Regions from separate parts of the Homo sapiens genome. Here region 1 is linked to region 2. Evidence: read pairs that join two places in POLR2A ChIA-PET (ENCODE). Cell type or tissue: Caco-2. All regions are shown on one strand. Each heading gives the region's core, and the rest is flanking DNA. Links, peaks and the distances in the headings are about the cores only.

The links. ChIA-PET counts read pairs that join two places held together with the same protein. Peaks named below come from ENCODE experiments on the same cell type or tissue, not always from the same donor. Only the 100,000 strongest peaks of a DNase experiment are listed, where the experiment ranks them.
Region 1: POLR2A ChIA-PET joins it to region 2 with 12 read pairs; 22 of 35 experiments call an interaction of 5 or more read pairs at or near these places.

What each region holds. Positions count from the first base shown.
Region 1 is chr19:48,781,036-48,788,682 of GRCh38, forward strand. No RefSeq gene overlaps it. Among named protein-coding and RNA genes, the nearest start is that of BCAT2, 26 kb to the right of the region's middle. RefSeq lists a cis regulatory region at 1-393. In Caco-2, for the core only: a CTCF peak has its summit at 3,700; no DNase peak of the experiment used is centred there.
Region 2 is chr19:48,878,044-48,885,690 of GRCh38, forward strand. TULP2 (TUB like protein 2) reads right to left here. Exons shown (of 13, transcript NM_003323.3): 9 at 7,405-7,517; 10 at 5,889-6,003; 11 at 5,711-5,809; 12 at 3,989-4,160; 13 at 2,924-3,083. The coding sequence ends at 2,968. Among named protein-coding and RNA genes, the nearest start is that of PPP1R15A, 9.4 kb to the left of the region's middle. RefSeq lists cis regulatory regions at 1-885, 442-1,054 and an enhancer at 1,495-2,207. In Caco-2, for the core only: no CTCF peak of the experiment used is centred there; a DNase peak (open chromatin) is centred at 3,902.

The sequences.
Region 1 (7,647 bases), core at 2,421-4,920, 97 kb before region 2:
AATATTTTCACTATTTCTGCTACTGCTATCTCCCAGGAACTTAAAAGAGGAACCAGGTGTACAGGCGGAACATGAAAGTGGACAAGGATCATGACCACTGAAGCACAGTACCACAGGGAGATGTTTAAGCCTCCGGATGACTGTGGGCAGGCCTGGCTAATGTCCGGCCTCCCACAAGAGGCTGGTGAGGCAGAGTGTTCTCTAACTCCCCCAAGGAAGGGGAAACTCCCTTTCCCGGTCTGCTAAGTAACGGGTGCCTTCCCAGGCACTGGTGCTACCACTAGACCAAGGCGTCCTTAAGCCCTTATCTGGGCGTGGCGGAGGACTTTCACTCTTGTCTTCTGGTCACATCTCACCATGTCCCTTCAGCTCCTGACTCTGTATCGCCTGGTTTTTCCTCAGTTATAATAATAAAACAGAGATTAATACTAAAACTAATAATTGATAATATCCATATATAATCATCTCTATATCCTATTGCTAGTATAACTTTTCTTATTCTAAGTATTTTCTTTATTATATTGAAACAGTATGTGCCTTCAATCTCTTGCCTCAGCACCTGGGTGGCTCTCTGCCCACAGTTCCGGGCGGGGAAGCACCCCAACTCCATGGAGACGCCCAACCTGGAAGCTCCCCCAAACCCATCCTTTGCTCCCGTGCTCGGGAGGCGTTCAGATGTTGCCCTTTGCACCTCTTTATCTGACAGGTTTTATTTAATTATATGATAAACTGATAAATGTGTTTTCCTTAGTTCTGTGAGGCATTGTAGCAAATTTCTGAGCCTAAGGAGGGAGTCATGGGAACCCCCATTACTAGCAAGTCAGAAGCTCGGGTGAGACCACGTGGACTTGTGATTGGCATCTCCCAAGGGGCAGCCTCGTGGGACTGAGCCTTTCACCTGTGGGATCCGATGCTATCTCCAGGTAGATAATGTCAGAGTTGGATTGAATTGTGGGACACCCAGCTTGGGTAGGAGAATTTGTCAGCGTGGGAAAAACCCCACACACCTGGTCACAGAAGTGTTGAGTGTGAGCCTGAGAAAAACAGGTGTTTTTTTCTAGATAAGATCCATGGAAGGGGAACACAATTTTTTTTTTTTTTTGAGACAGCTCTCTGTCGCCTAGGCTGGAGTGCAGTGGCGCGATCTCGACTCACTGCAAGCTCCGCCTCTCGGGTTCACGCCATTCTCCTGCCCCAGCCTCCCTCCTCCCGAGTAGCGGGGACTACAGGCGCCCACCACCACGCCCGGCTAATTTTTTGTATTTTTAGTAGAGACGGGCTTTCACCGTGTTAGCCAGGATGGTCTCGATCTCCTGACCCTGTGATCCTCCCGCCTCGGCCTCCCAAAGTGCTGGGATTACAGGCGTGAGCCACCGCGCCCGGCCAGGGAGCCTTTAATGAGTTTAAAAGTTGTTGCATTCTTTCCTTTGCTAAATTTGGTTTCACGGGGAACACATTTCCTGGCCCCTGGGATTTGGGTGTGTATCCTGGTCTGTGACGCAGGCCAGGGGCTGGCATGTGACGCGAACCGGGGGCCACTTCCCGAAGCAGGTCAGCGAGAGGCACTCTGGAGCTGTTGCCCAGCCACTAGTGACGTCATGGGCTTTCAGTCATTCCTATTGGGTGCTCTTAGTGCTCTATCCTCAAACTCCGCAACCGGCCCTTGGAAAAGACTCTGAACTGAGGCTTCTGGAAAAAAGAATCCGAGCTTCCACGTCATTTCAGAAATACCCCCCTCACCTTATTTATTTATTTATTTATTTATTTATTTATTTATTTATTTATTTATTTATTTATTGAAACAAGGTCTGACTCTGTCGCCCAGGATGGAGGGCAGTGGCGCGATCTCTGCTCACTGCAACCTGGAACTCCTGGACTCAAGCGATCCCCCACCTCAGCCTCCCGAGTATCTGGGATTACAGGTACTCGCTACCACGCTCAGCTAATTTTTAAATTTTTTGTAGAAATGGGGTTTTGCCATGTTGCCCAGGCTGGTCTCGAGCTTCTGAGCTCAAGCGATCTGCCCGCCTCGTTCTCCCAAAGGGCTAGGATTACAGGCGTGAGCCACCGCGCCTGGCCCCCAAATTCTTTTATGTTTATAAATTTAAACTGTACGCCGGGCGTGGTGGCTCACGCCTGTAATCCTAGCACTTTGGGAGTCCAAGGCAGGTGGATCACCTGAGGTCAGGAGTTCAAGACCAGCTGACCAACATGGTGAAACCCTGTCTCTACTAAAAAATACAAAAAATTAGCTGGGCGTGGTGGCACACGCCTGGAATCCCAGCTACTCGGGAGGCTGAGGCAGGAGAATGGCATGAACCCAGGAGGCGGAGGTTGCAGTGAGCCAAGATCGCACCACTGCACTCCAGCCTGGGCGACAGAGCGAGACTCCGTCTCAAAATAATAATAATAATCATCATCATCATCATCGTCATCATCATCGTCATCATCAGCCAAGGGAAAACGTGGATGGGGCAGAGTCCAGGAGACACCAGGCGTGAGCTTTCAGATGTCCTCCCCCAGTGGAGTTCTAGACAGTGCTCAATTCTCCCGGTAATGACGTGTGCCAAAACGCATGCAGTATTGCCAACCAGGGAGTCTCACCCCAGATCTTAGGATGAAAAAAAAATTTTTTTTTTTTTTTTGAGTCTTGCTTTGTCACCCAGGCTGAAATGCAGTGTCATGATTTCGGCTCACTGCAGACTCAACCTCCCAGGTTCAAGCTATTCTCATGCCTCACGAGTAGCTGGGATTACAAGGGTACGCCATCACACCTGGCTAATTTTTTAATTTTTATTTATTTATGTATTTATTTATTTTTGAGACGAAGTCTTACTCTGTCACCCAGGCTGGAGTGCAGCGGCGTGATCTCGGCTCATTGCAGCTTCCGCCTCCTGGGTTCAAGTGATTCTCCTGCTCCAGCCTCCCAAGTAGCTGCAACTACAGGCGCCCGCCACTCTGCCTGGCTAATTTTTGGTTTTTGTTTTTTGTTTTTTTTGAGACGGAGTCTCGCCCTGTTGCCCAGGCTGGAGAGCAATGGCGCAGTCTCGGCTCACTGCAACCTCTGCCTCCTGGGTTCAAGCGATTCTCCTGCCTCAGCCTCCTGGGTAGCTGGGATTATAGGCACCTGCCACCATGCCGGGCTACTTTTTGTATTTTTAGTAGAGATGGGGTTTCATGATGTTGGCCAGGCTGTTCTCAAACTCTTGGACCTTGTGATCCGCCTGCCTCGGCCTCCCAAAGTTCTAGGATTACAGGCGTGAGCCACCACCATGCTGGGCCTAATTTTTGTATTTTTAGTAGAGACGGGGTTTTGCCATGTTGCCCAGGCTAGTCCCGAACTCCTGGGCTCAAGGAATCTGCCCGCCTCGGCCTCTCAAAGTGCTGGGATTACATTCGTGAGGCACCGTGCGCAGTCCGGGGGACAAAATTTTAAACAAGTGTTGGTCATGTAAGCATGGCAGACTGCACGTGTGACTGACCTCAGATACTCCAGCTGCCTCCTCCTGAGGGGTGGACTAGAACAGGGACTGGTAACCAGGGGTTAAAGGATCGGGACCTGACGCCTAAATCTTTTGAATTTACATGCAAAATATGGGCATATAACATGAGCAGTGGTTCAGGATGTGGGCAATGAAGAGAGAGAGCCTGAGTTCCCCCACCTCTTACTACTGGAGTAACCAGGGGCAGGAGACTTCTGAATTTCAGTATTCTTATCTGCACAAGTGGAAACGAGAGAAATACTGTAGGGCAGTGCCTTCTAGCGGGCTTAGAGGAAGCCTCTGGACATGGTAGCTATTACTTATTTGCTTAGTCTTTAGCATTCTGCACGTTTTGTTTGTTTGTTTGAGATGGAGTCTCTCTCTGTCACCCAGGCTAGAGTGCAGTGGTGCGATCTCAGCTCACTGCTACGTCCACCTCCCGGGTTCAAGTGATTCTCATGCCTCAGCCTCCCAAGTAGCTGGAATTACAGGCATCATCATGCCTGGCTAATTTTTGTATTTTTAGTAGAGACGGGGTTTCATCATGTCGGCCAGGCTGGTCTTGAACTCCTGACCTCAGGTGATCCGCCCACCTCAGCCTCCCAAAGTGCTGGGATTTACAGTTGTGAGCCACCCCGCCCAGCCAGATGTTCAAATTTTGATATGGATTAAATTCAGTTACTAGATCACTTTTTTTTTTTTTTTTTGAGACAGGCCCTTACTGTGTTGCCCAGGCTGGAGTGTGGTGGCACGACCCCATGGCTCACTGCAACCTCGACCTCGTGCTCAAGCAATCCTCCCACCTCAGCCTTCTCAGTAGTTGGGACTGCAGGCAGGTGCCACCATACCCAGCTAAGTTTTTGTTGTTGTTGTTGTAGAGACCAGGTGCATGCTGTTAAAACTAACTACCCGAGACTGGGTAATTTATAAAGAAAAGAGGTTTAATTGACTCACAGTTCCACAGGGCTGGGGAGTCCTCAGGAGACTTACAATCATAGCAAAAGGGGAAGGGGAAGCAAGGCACGTCTTATATAGTGGCAGGAGGGAGAAAGAGCTAGAGGAGGGAACCACCACAGTTTCAAACCATCAGATCTTGTGCGAACTCACTCATGACTACGAGAACAGCATGGGGGAAACTGCCCCCACGATCCAGTTACCTCCCACCATGTCCCTCCCTGGACCCGCTGAGATTATAATTCATAATGAGATTTCAGTGGGGACACAGAGCCAAACCATATCAGTTGCCAAGGCTGATCTTAAACTCCTGGGCTCCAGCAATCCTCCTGCCTCAGCCTCCCAAAATGCTGGGATTATAGGCATGAGCTACCGTGCCCAGCTGCATCGTCATCTTAATACTATTGTCTTCCAGTCTATAAACTTGGGATGTCTTTCCATTTATGTCTGTTACGAATTTCTTTCTTTCTTTTGTGTATTGTCAGTCTTTCACCATTGAGTAGGATGTTTGCTGTGGGTTTTTCATAAATGCCTAAGCCAGTGTTTCTGTTTTGTTTTGTTTTCTTCTTTTTTGAGATGGAGTCTAACTCAGGCTGGAGTGCAGTGGTGTCATCTTGGCTCACTGCAAACTCTGCCTCCTGGGATCAAGCGAATCTCTCGCCTCAGCCTCTCAAATAGCTGGGATTACAGACACCTGCCACCAAGCCTGGCTAATTTTTGTGTTTTTAGTGGAGGCAGGGTTTCCCCATGTTGGCCAGGCCGGACTCGAACCCCTGACCTCAAGTGATCTGTCTGCCTCGGTCTCCCAAAAAGCTGGGAATACACATGTGAGCCACCGCGCCCTGCCTAAGCCAGTGTTTCTATTTTTTTTTTTTTTTTTTTTTTTGAGATGGAGTCTCACTCTGTCGCCCAGGCTGGAGTGCAATGGCACAATCTCGGCTCACTGCAACCTGTGCCTCCGGGGTTCAAGTGATTCTCCTGCCTCAGCCTCCTGAGTACCTGGGATTACTGCCCACCACCACACTGGGCCAATTTTTGTATTTTTAGTAGAGACAGGGTTTCACCATGTTGGCCAGGCTGGTCTCCAACTCCTGACCTCAGGTGATCCACCCGCCTCGGCCTCCCAAAGTGCTAGGATTACAAACTTGAGCCACTATGATCAGCCAGCCAGTGTTACATCACCTCAGGGGAGTCTTTCCAAACACTCATCCCTTGAGATGTTTGTAAACTTGTATAATGCCCTAAAAATGGTTTTAACCACTCACACATTTGTTAGAAATGCTTATTCCTTGGTGCCATAAAGAAATAGCACTTGAGGCCGGGCGCGGTGGCTCACGCCTGTAATCCCAGCACTTTGGGAGGCCGAGGCGGGTGGATCACAAGGTCAGGAGATAGAGACCATCCTGGCTAACACGTTGAAACCCCGTCTCTAATAAAAATACAAAAAAAAATTAGCCAGGCGTGGTGGCAGGTGCCTGTAGTCCCAGCTACTTGGGAGGCTAAGGCAGGAGAATGGCGTGAACCTGGGAGGCGGAGCTTGCAGTGAGCCGAGATCGTGCCACTGCACTCCAGCCTGGGCAACGGAGTGAGACTCCGCCTCAAAAAAAAAAAAAAAAGACATAGCACTTGAACATTAATTTCCTCAGCAAGGCCATTTTTATTTTTATTTTTATTTTTTGAGATGGAGTTTCGATCTTGTTGCCCAGGCTGGAGTGCAATGGCACAATCTCAGCTCACTGCACCCTCGGCTTCCGAGGTTCAAGCAATTCTCCTGTCTCAGCCTCCCGAGTAGCTGGGATTACAGGCATGCACCACCACGCCCGGCTAATATTGTATTTTTAGTAGAGACGGGGTTTCTCCATGTTGGTCAGGCTGGTCTCAAACTCCTGACCTCAGGTGATCCGCCCGCCTTGACCTCCCAAAGTGCTGGGATTACAGGCATGAGCCACTGAGCCCGGCCAGCAAGGCCATTTTTACTTTCTGCAGAAAAGGTACACTCGCCAGCAGTTTTGCCACAAGAGTACAACGAACAAAGGAGACAGGGTCATTTATAACCTGACGCATCCACTCTACTGCCGTGTCGGGTTTCCATTGGCTGGAACGGGACCTCACATTCTGTATTTGTCCCAACTGGCTAGCAACTTGGAACTTTTTAAAAGAGGCAAAGGCAGAGGAGAACAAAGGAAGGGGGAAGTGACTTGTGGAATGCTGAGAAAGGTAAAAACACCTTCAAATAAGGAAGAGGAACAGGCTGTGACCTAATGCTTGCTTGGACCAGTATAAGCATGCCAGGGCAAATATTTAGGGTAAATTGTGGGAGCTAAAAACATAAAGTACACTGATTTCTTTATTACGGCTAGCAGATATTTAAGAATGTTAGCACAGGTCTTTGAATACATTTTGCGTCTAAGAGAAGTTACTATTTATTCCTAAGTAGACGAGGAGGAAAGTCTCTTTGAAGAGGAAGCTCTACTTTAATTTTTACACATTGCTAACTGATGAAATTGTATTTGGAGACTCACTCTGTAAATTGCCTCTTTCCTTAGTTTTCCATTTTTTATTTTTAGTTTACTTATTTATTTATTTTGAGACACAGTGTCACTCTGTCACCCAGGCTGGAGTGCAGTGGCTCAATCTTAGCTCATTGCAAACTCTGCCTCCCGGGTTCAAGGGATTCTCCTGCCAGGCTGGCTTCACTATGTTGGCCAGGCTGGTCTCAAACTCCAGACCTCAAGTGATCTTCCCGCCTCGGCCTCGGAAAGTGCTGGGATCACAGGTGTGAGCCACTGCGCCCGGCCTTCTCCTCTTTTGGCCTTTGACTTTATACTCAACACTGACCACCAGATGGTGCTGCAGGCACACCACAGCGTGGCCTGACACACAGCACGCTGTGGCTGGGTTATTACAGCTGAGATGTATTTACCTGGATTTATTATTTTATTTATTTATTTATTTTTCAGTAGGAAAGGTAGGGCCCGCTATTTACCAGGTTTTTTTTTAAGTGACAGAGAAAGACTGTCTTAAGCACACACACACACACACACACACACACACACACACACACACACACAGAGCTTATAAAACAGTTTAACGGCCGGGCGCAGTGGCTCATGGCTTAATCCCAGCATTTTAGGAGGCTGAGGCAGGAGGATGACCTGAGATCAGGACTTCAAGATCAGCCTGGCCAACATGGTGAAACCCCGTCTCTACT
Region 2 (7,647 bases), core at 2,353-4,852:
AGGTCCCCAAGCCCGGGTGGGACCTCCCCCTCAGCCAGTGTTCAGGCTCTTGACACAGTCATGAAAATGAATTCAAGGACGAGTTGGAAAAGAGTGAAAATACAGGATTTATTGCAAAGGGGAAAGTCCACACTCATGAAAGGGGACTCGAGAGAATCACGTGCAAGGGGGGTTGAGGCTGCTACCGTTATGGGTTTTTTGTTTGTTTGTTTGTTTTTTAAAGATGGAGTCTTGTTCTGTCCAGCCCAGGCTGGAGTGTAGTGACACGATCTCAGCTCACTGCAACCTCCACCTCCTGGGTTCAAACAATTCTCCTACCTTAGCTTCCCAAGCAGCTGGGACTGCAGGCGCCACCACACCTGGCTAATTTTTTGTATTTTTAGTAGAGACAGGGTTTCTCCATGTTGGCCAGGCTGGTCTCAAAGTCCTGACCTCAAGTGATCCACCTGCCTCAGCCTCTCAAAGTGCTGGGATTACAGACGTGAGCCACCACGCTGGCCCTTTTTGGATTTTTTTAACCAAGGGGTAAAATACTCATGAGCATTCCTGGAAAAAGATGGAGATTTCTCAGAACTGTGGTGCCACCCATCTTTACACCAAATATGGGTGTTCCTGGGACCGTCATGATGCTGGTGGGTGTGTGACTGTGTTGATGAACATATAATGAGGTCCTACGTGAAACCGAGGTCAGACCCAGTGCCATATTGGGTCTAGTCGGACTTAGCCTACTTGGCCCACGCCCTGGTTTTTCAGGATCTTATCAGCCCATAGCTTCTGTAGCTATTTCAAGTTTCCTGTTGCTGGTCTGGTCTTGTGAAACTGCTGCCTGGAATTTTCTAATCTCCTGCAACCACCCTGTATGATTGCTGTTGCAGCCTGATTTTACATTTATAAGCCCTGTGTCCATAGGCCTAGTTTCCTTATCTGTAAGCTGACTAACAATTGTACATATCTTATGGGATTGTAAGGCCCCAAAGGAGTTAAAACAATGCTCATGAAATAAATGCTATAATACGGTAATTATTCTATATACCGTTATTCTTTTTTTTTTTTTTTTTTTTTTCCTGATACGGAGTCTCACTCTGCTGCCCAGGCTGGGGTGCAGTGGTGGGCTCTCGGCTCACTGCAACCTCCACTTCCCAGGTTAAAACAATTCTCCTGGATCAGCCTCCCAAGAAGCTGGGACTACAGGTGTGCGCCACCACTTCCAGCTAATTTTTTTTTTTTTTATGGAGTTTCACTCTTGTTACACAGGCTGGAGTGCAATGGCACGATCTCAGCACACCAGCAACCTCCGCCTCCTGGGTTCAAGCGATTCTCCTGCCTCAGCCTCCTGAGCAGTTGGGATTACAGGCGTGAGCCATCACGCCCAGCTAAGTTTTGTATTTTTAGTAGAGAAGGAGTTTCACCATGTTGGTGGTCAGGAGTTTGAGACTCCTGACCTCATGATCCGCCCACCTCAGTCTCCCAAAATGCTGGGATTATGGGCATGAGCCACTATGCCCACCTCTACCTCTAATTTTTAATTTTTTTTTTTTTTTTTGAGACCGAGTCTCTCTGTGTCACCCAGGCTGGAGTGCAGTGGCGTGATCTCGGCTCACTACAACCCCCTGGGTTCAAGCAATTCTCCTGCCTCGGCCTCCCTAGTACCTGGGATTATATGCGTGCGCTACCACGCAGGGCTAATTTTTGTATTAATCTACCTCTAGACCTTCACAGAATGCAGGCTCCTCTCATCCTCCTAACCTAATGGCCTTTCATTAGCTTTACAAAAGCAGCTTAGTTAAACTAGAAATCCTAGCACTTTGGGTGGCCGAGGTAGATGGATCACTTGAGGTCAGGTTTTTGTTTGTTTGTTTGTTTTGTTTGTTTATTTTGAGGCAGAGTCTTGCTCTGTCGCCCAGGCTGGAGTGCAATGGCAGGATCTTGGCTCCCTGCAACCTCCGCCTCCCGAGTTCAAGTGATTCTCCTGCCTCAGTCTCCTGAATAGTTGGGATTATAGGGGCCCGCCACCACACAGGGCTAATTTTTGTATTTTTAGTAGAGACGGGGTTTCACCTTGTTGGTCAGGCTGATCTCTAACTCGAGGTCAGGAGTTTGAGACCCCCACTCCTGCCATATAATCCTTTCATTTCCCCAAGGCAACCAAGCCTAATTCCACCTAATTAAAAACCTTTGTATGAGTGCTACCTGCTGCCTGAGGATCCCAACCCTGAGGCCTCTTGCTCAGCTAGTTGCTCCTGATTCTTCAGATGTAGTGTGAAAATTCCTTTTTTTGGTGGGGGGATAGAGTCGCATTCTGTTGCCCAGGCTGGAGTGCAGTGGCACGATCGGGTCACTGCAACCTCCGCTTCCCAGATTCAAGCAATTCTCGTGCCTCGGCCACCGGAGTAGCTGGGATTACAGGCATGCGCCACCATGCCCAGCTAATTTTTGTATTTTTAGTAGAGACGGGGTTTGCCATATCGGCGAGGCTGGTCTCGAACTCCTGACCTCAAGTGATCCTTCCGCCTCGACCTCCTAAAGTGTTGGGATTCCAGGTGTGAGCCACCGCGCCCGGCATTTTTTTTTTTTTTTTTTTTTTGAGACAGAGTCTAGCTGGAGTGAAGTGGAGCTATCTCAGCTCACTGCAGCCTCCGCCTCCCAGATTCAAGTGTTTCTTCTGCCTCAGTCTCCTGAATAGCTGGGATTACAGGTGCCTGCCACCACGCCCAGCTAATTTTTGTACTTTTAGTAGAGACGGGGTTTCACATGTTGGCCAGGCTGGTCTCGATCTCCTGACTTCAGGTGATGCACCAGCTTCAGCCTGCCAAAGTGTTGGGATTACAGGCGTGAGCCACCTTGCCCGGTCAGTGTTGGTTATTAAGGTGGTGCAAAAGAAGGCATGTCGGGGCCCTTCCTCCAAATGAGGAGGCACAGAAGCTGGCAAGGGTATGGTATTTTATTGAGTTATTCAACAGCCAGCTTCTAATTGAAACTGGACAAGCAGATGCTGAAGGCCTGGAGCGGGCTAAATGGAAAGCAGAAGTCCATGGTGAATGTGTCTGGGCCCACTCGGCCGAACTGGAGCACCAGATGTTCTTCTGAGAAGTGAATCAGGAACAAAGCCTTAGCCTGACTCTCTCATCTCCCAGCTTCGAGAACTGAGACTTTTTTTTTTTTTTTTTCTTTTTTTTTTTTTTTTGAGACAGAGTCTTGCTCTGTCGCCCAGGCTGGAGTGCAGTGACCTGATCTTGGCTCACTGCAACCTCCACCTCCCAGGTTCAAGCAGTTCTTCTGCCTCAGCCTCCCAAGTAGCTAGGATTACAGGCATGTGCCACCACGTCCGGCTAATTTTTTTTTTTTTTTTTTTTTTTGAGATGGAGTCTCGCTCTGTTGCCCAGGCTGGAGAGCAGTGGCGCGATCTCGGCTCACTGCAAGCTCCGCCTCCCGGGTTCACACCATTCTCCTGCCTCAGCCTCCTGATTAGCTGGGACTACAGGTGACCACCACTACACCCAGCTAATTTTTTCTGTGTTTTTAGTAGAGACGGGGTTTCACCGTGTTAGTCAGGATGGTCTCAATCTCCTGACCTCGTATCCGCCCGCCTCGGCCTCCCAAAGTGCTGGGATTACAGGTGTGAGCCACAGTGCCCGGCCTAATTTTTGTATTTTTAGTAGAGACAGGGTTTCACCATGTTGGCCAGGCTGTTCTTGAACTCCTGACCTCAGATGATCCACCCACCTCGGTCTCCCAAAGTGCTAGGATTATAAGCGGGAGCTACCGCGCCAGGCCGAGAATGGAGACTTTTAAGAGGCTGAGCGGTGCCCTTACTAAGCCAGAAACCCTGAGGGTGTGTAAACTACAATTCCCAATAGGCTTTGCAATAGGGTGGCATCTGCCCTGCCTAGAAAAACGCTCAAGTGATGATGGGAGATGTAGTTCCCTTCCGTTCACACCCTAACCCCCACCCCACCTGGCCCGGCTAAACTGGTTTCCAGGAGCTCACGGTGTTTGGGATCCACGATTTGGAAGTTCTTCACCGAAGCCCGAGTGACTCGACCATGGAAATTGAGCGTGTAGACACCGTTCTCCTTGTCCCACGACGGGGTTTTGTTGTGCAACAAAAGCAACCCTTGTTTGTCCCCACGTTGGTAACGACTCAGTAGCGACTCCTGTTCCTAGAAGGTAAAGAAGGGGCTGTGGTTTTCTCAGAGGCTTTCGAAACTCCATCTTGAACAGGGGCGACTCCATCTTGAACAGGGGCGACTCCATCTTGAACAGGGGCTGGGTAAAATGAGGATGAGACCTGCTGGGCTGCGTTCCCAGGAGGTTAGGCATTCTTAGTCACAGGATGAGACAGGAGTTTGACAGGACTGGTATCACAATGTTAGAAATGCTTGTTCCCCGGTGCAGTAAAGAAATAGCACTTGAGCATAAATTTAATTTCCTCAGCAAGGCCATTTTTTAACTTTCTGCAGAAAGGGTACACTCACCAGGAGTTTTGCCATGAGAGTACACTGAACAAAGGAGACAGGGTCATTTATAACCTGGCGCATCCACCCTACTGCCGTGTAGGGTTTCCATTGGCTGGAACGGGACCTCACGTTCTGTATTTGTCCCAATTGGCTAGCAACTTAGAACTTTTTAAAAGAGGGAAAAGCAGAAGAATACAAAGTAAGGAGGAAGTAACTTGTGGAATGTTGAGAAAGGTAAAAACACCTTCAAATAAGGAAGAGGAACAGGCTATGACCTAATGCTTGCTTGGACCGGTACAAGCATGCCAGGGCAAATATTTAGGGTAAATTGTGGGAGCTAAAAACGTAAAGTACACTGATTTCTTTATTATGGCTAACAGATATTTAAGAATGTTAGCACAGGTCTTTGAATAAATTTTGCTTGTAAGAGAGGTTACTGCCGGGCACGGTGGCTCACGCCTGTAATCCCAGCACTTTGGGAGGCCGAGGCGGGTGAATCACGAGGTCAGGAGATCGAGACCATCCTGACTAACACAGTGAAACCCCGGCTCTACTAAAAATATAAAAAATTAGACGGGCATGGTAGCGGGCGCCTGTAGTCCCAGCTACTCAGGAGGCTGAGGCAGGAGAATGGCGTGAGCCGGGGAGGTCGAGCTTGCAGTGAGCCGAGATCGCGCCACTGCACTCCAGCCTGGGCGACAGAGCAAGACTCTGTCTCAAAAAAAAAAAAAAAGAAAGAAAGAGAGAGTCTAAAAGAAGCAGGAACCCTCAGTTCTGGGAATTGCCCACCCCTTTCCCAGAAAATTAATGAATAATCCACCTCGTTTAGCATATAATCAAGAAATAACCATAAAAATAGCCAACCAGCTGGCCTCAAGGCTGCTTTGCCTATGGAGTAGCCATTCTTTTATTTCTTCTCTAATAAACTTGCTTTCACTTGACTCTACGGACTGGCCCCAAATTCTTTCTTGCCTGAGATCCAAGAACCCTCTCTTGGAGTCTGGATCAGACCCCTTTTTGGTAAGTTTGTTAACCTACCATCAAACCTTTTTTCTCCAGATGCAAATGTTTTGAGTCTCTAGTCTTTTACTCCCTGAGACATGGAAGGCTAACAAAGTCCTTCAGGCTTCATGTGACACCTGCAACCCACTGGCCTCCTCTTCCTCCTCTTCTTCTTCCTCCTCTGGGATCTAGGAGGACCGGCCCCAGCCCCTTCTCCATTGACCCAGAGATTCCTGATGTCAGGGACTCACATTTAGTGGCTGGACATTGATTCGCTGGTTCTGGCTGTTGGTTCCTGGGAGAATCACAGTCATTTTCCGAGGCCCCAGGTATCCTAAGACGTTGGGCTCCTGGGGGTATTACATTCCAGTTGGCCTGGTTCCTTCTTCTGACTATCCTACCCCATTCTCTCATCCCCAGGACACTCACATAACACACAGCCCCCAGCTCCTGTCTGATCCGGGCAGTATTCCTGGTTAAATGCTCCCGGTCAGGATTCACCCCATTGTCAAAGATGGTGAACTTGGTGCTGAAGACATTGGATCTGCTCCAGGAAGGGAATGGATAGAATAAAAATACTAAGTGTTACTCTTTGAGTAAGTGTCACTCATCGCATCGACTCTTCCCATCAATCCCCTATGTCTAAGACTATGTCCGAATGTCTAAGAATCATGTTCCTGGCTGGGCACAGGGGCTCACACCTGTAATCCCAGCACTTCAGGAGGCAGAGGCAGGAGGATAGCTTGAGCCTGGGCAAAATGGCAAAACTCCTTCTCTACAAAAAATAGAAAAATTAGTTGGGCGTGGCAGTTTGTGTCTATGGTCCCAGCTCTCAAGAGGCTGAGGTGGGAGGATCACCTGAGCCCCAGAGGTCAAGCCTCCAATGAGCCGTGATCTTGCCACTGCACTCCAGCCTGGGTGACAGAATGAAACCCTGTCTCTAAATAAATATATAAATAAATAAAAATAAATAATTAAATAAATGAGGCCGGGTACGGTGGCTCACACCTGTAATCCCAGCACTTTGGGAGGCCAAGGCGGGTGGATCATCTGTGGTTGGGAGTTCAAGACCAGCCTGACAGACATGGAGAAACCCCGTCTCTACTAAAAATACAAAATTAGCCAGGCGTGGTGGTGCATGCCTGTAATCCCAGCTACTCAGGAGGCTGAGGCAGGAGAATTGCTTGAACCTGGGAGGCGGAGGTTGTAGTGAGCCGAGATTACGCCATCGCACTCCAGCCTGGGCAACAAAAGTGAAACTCTGTCTCAATAATAATAATAATAATTAAATAAATGAAACAACCATGTTTCCAGCATCCATGGTCCCAGGCCCCCTCATTTCTTGGGTGAGCCATGTACTTTATGTAGCCTCCCTATTTTATTTAAAGGGCCCTTTAGGAACCCTCTTTTTTTTTTTTTTTTTTTTTTTTTTCTGTTGCCCAAGCTGGAGTGCAGTGGCTCAATCTTAGCTTACCAAGACCTCTGCCTCCTGGGATCAAGTGATTCTCCTGCATCAGCCTCCCAAGTAGCTGGGATTACAGGTTCACGCCACTATGCCTGGCTAATTTTTGTATTTTTGGTAGAGACGGGGTTTCACCATGTTGGCCAGGCTGGTCTCAAGCTCCTGACCTCAAGTGATCCTCCCGCCTCTGCCTCCCAAAGTGCTGAGATTATAGGCGTGAGCCACCTCGCCACTCCCTCTACCTTTTTGGATGCAATAATTCACACATTCCAGGCCTCTTTTCCCACAGAAAGTTAGGAATCCCAGTCCCTTGCCTGTCAAGGAGTCAAATGCCTTAAATGCCAGCCTACGTTCCAAACCCTTCAGTTCTTCTGGTCCCTGAGCAGGTGGAAGGTATGCTCTGTGGCCTGCTGGGAAATGGAGTCCCCCTGTCCCTAAGCTCCCTGCTACCTGCTCCTCACCACATGTCAGAGCTCTACCCACCTGACTTTGCCCACGAAATTGTCCCCGTCCCGAGATAGGTGTGTAGGATCCAGGGAGATGAGGTAATTAGAAGTTTTGCTCCTTCTTCTCTTTCGCCCAGCCAGGAGGAAGCGCTATGGATGAGAGGAACAGTCCATTAGAATGGACTTCTGGATGCTGGGTGTGGTGGCTCATGCCTGTAATCCCTGCACTTTGGGAGGCTGCGGCGGGCAGATCACTTGAGGACAGGAGTTCGAGACCAGC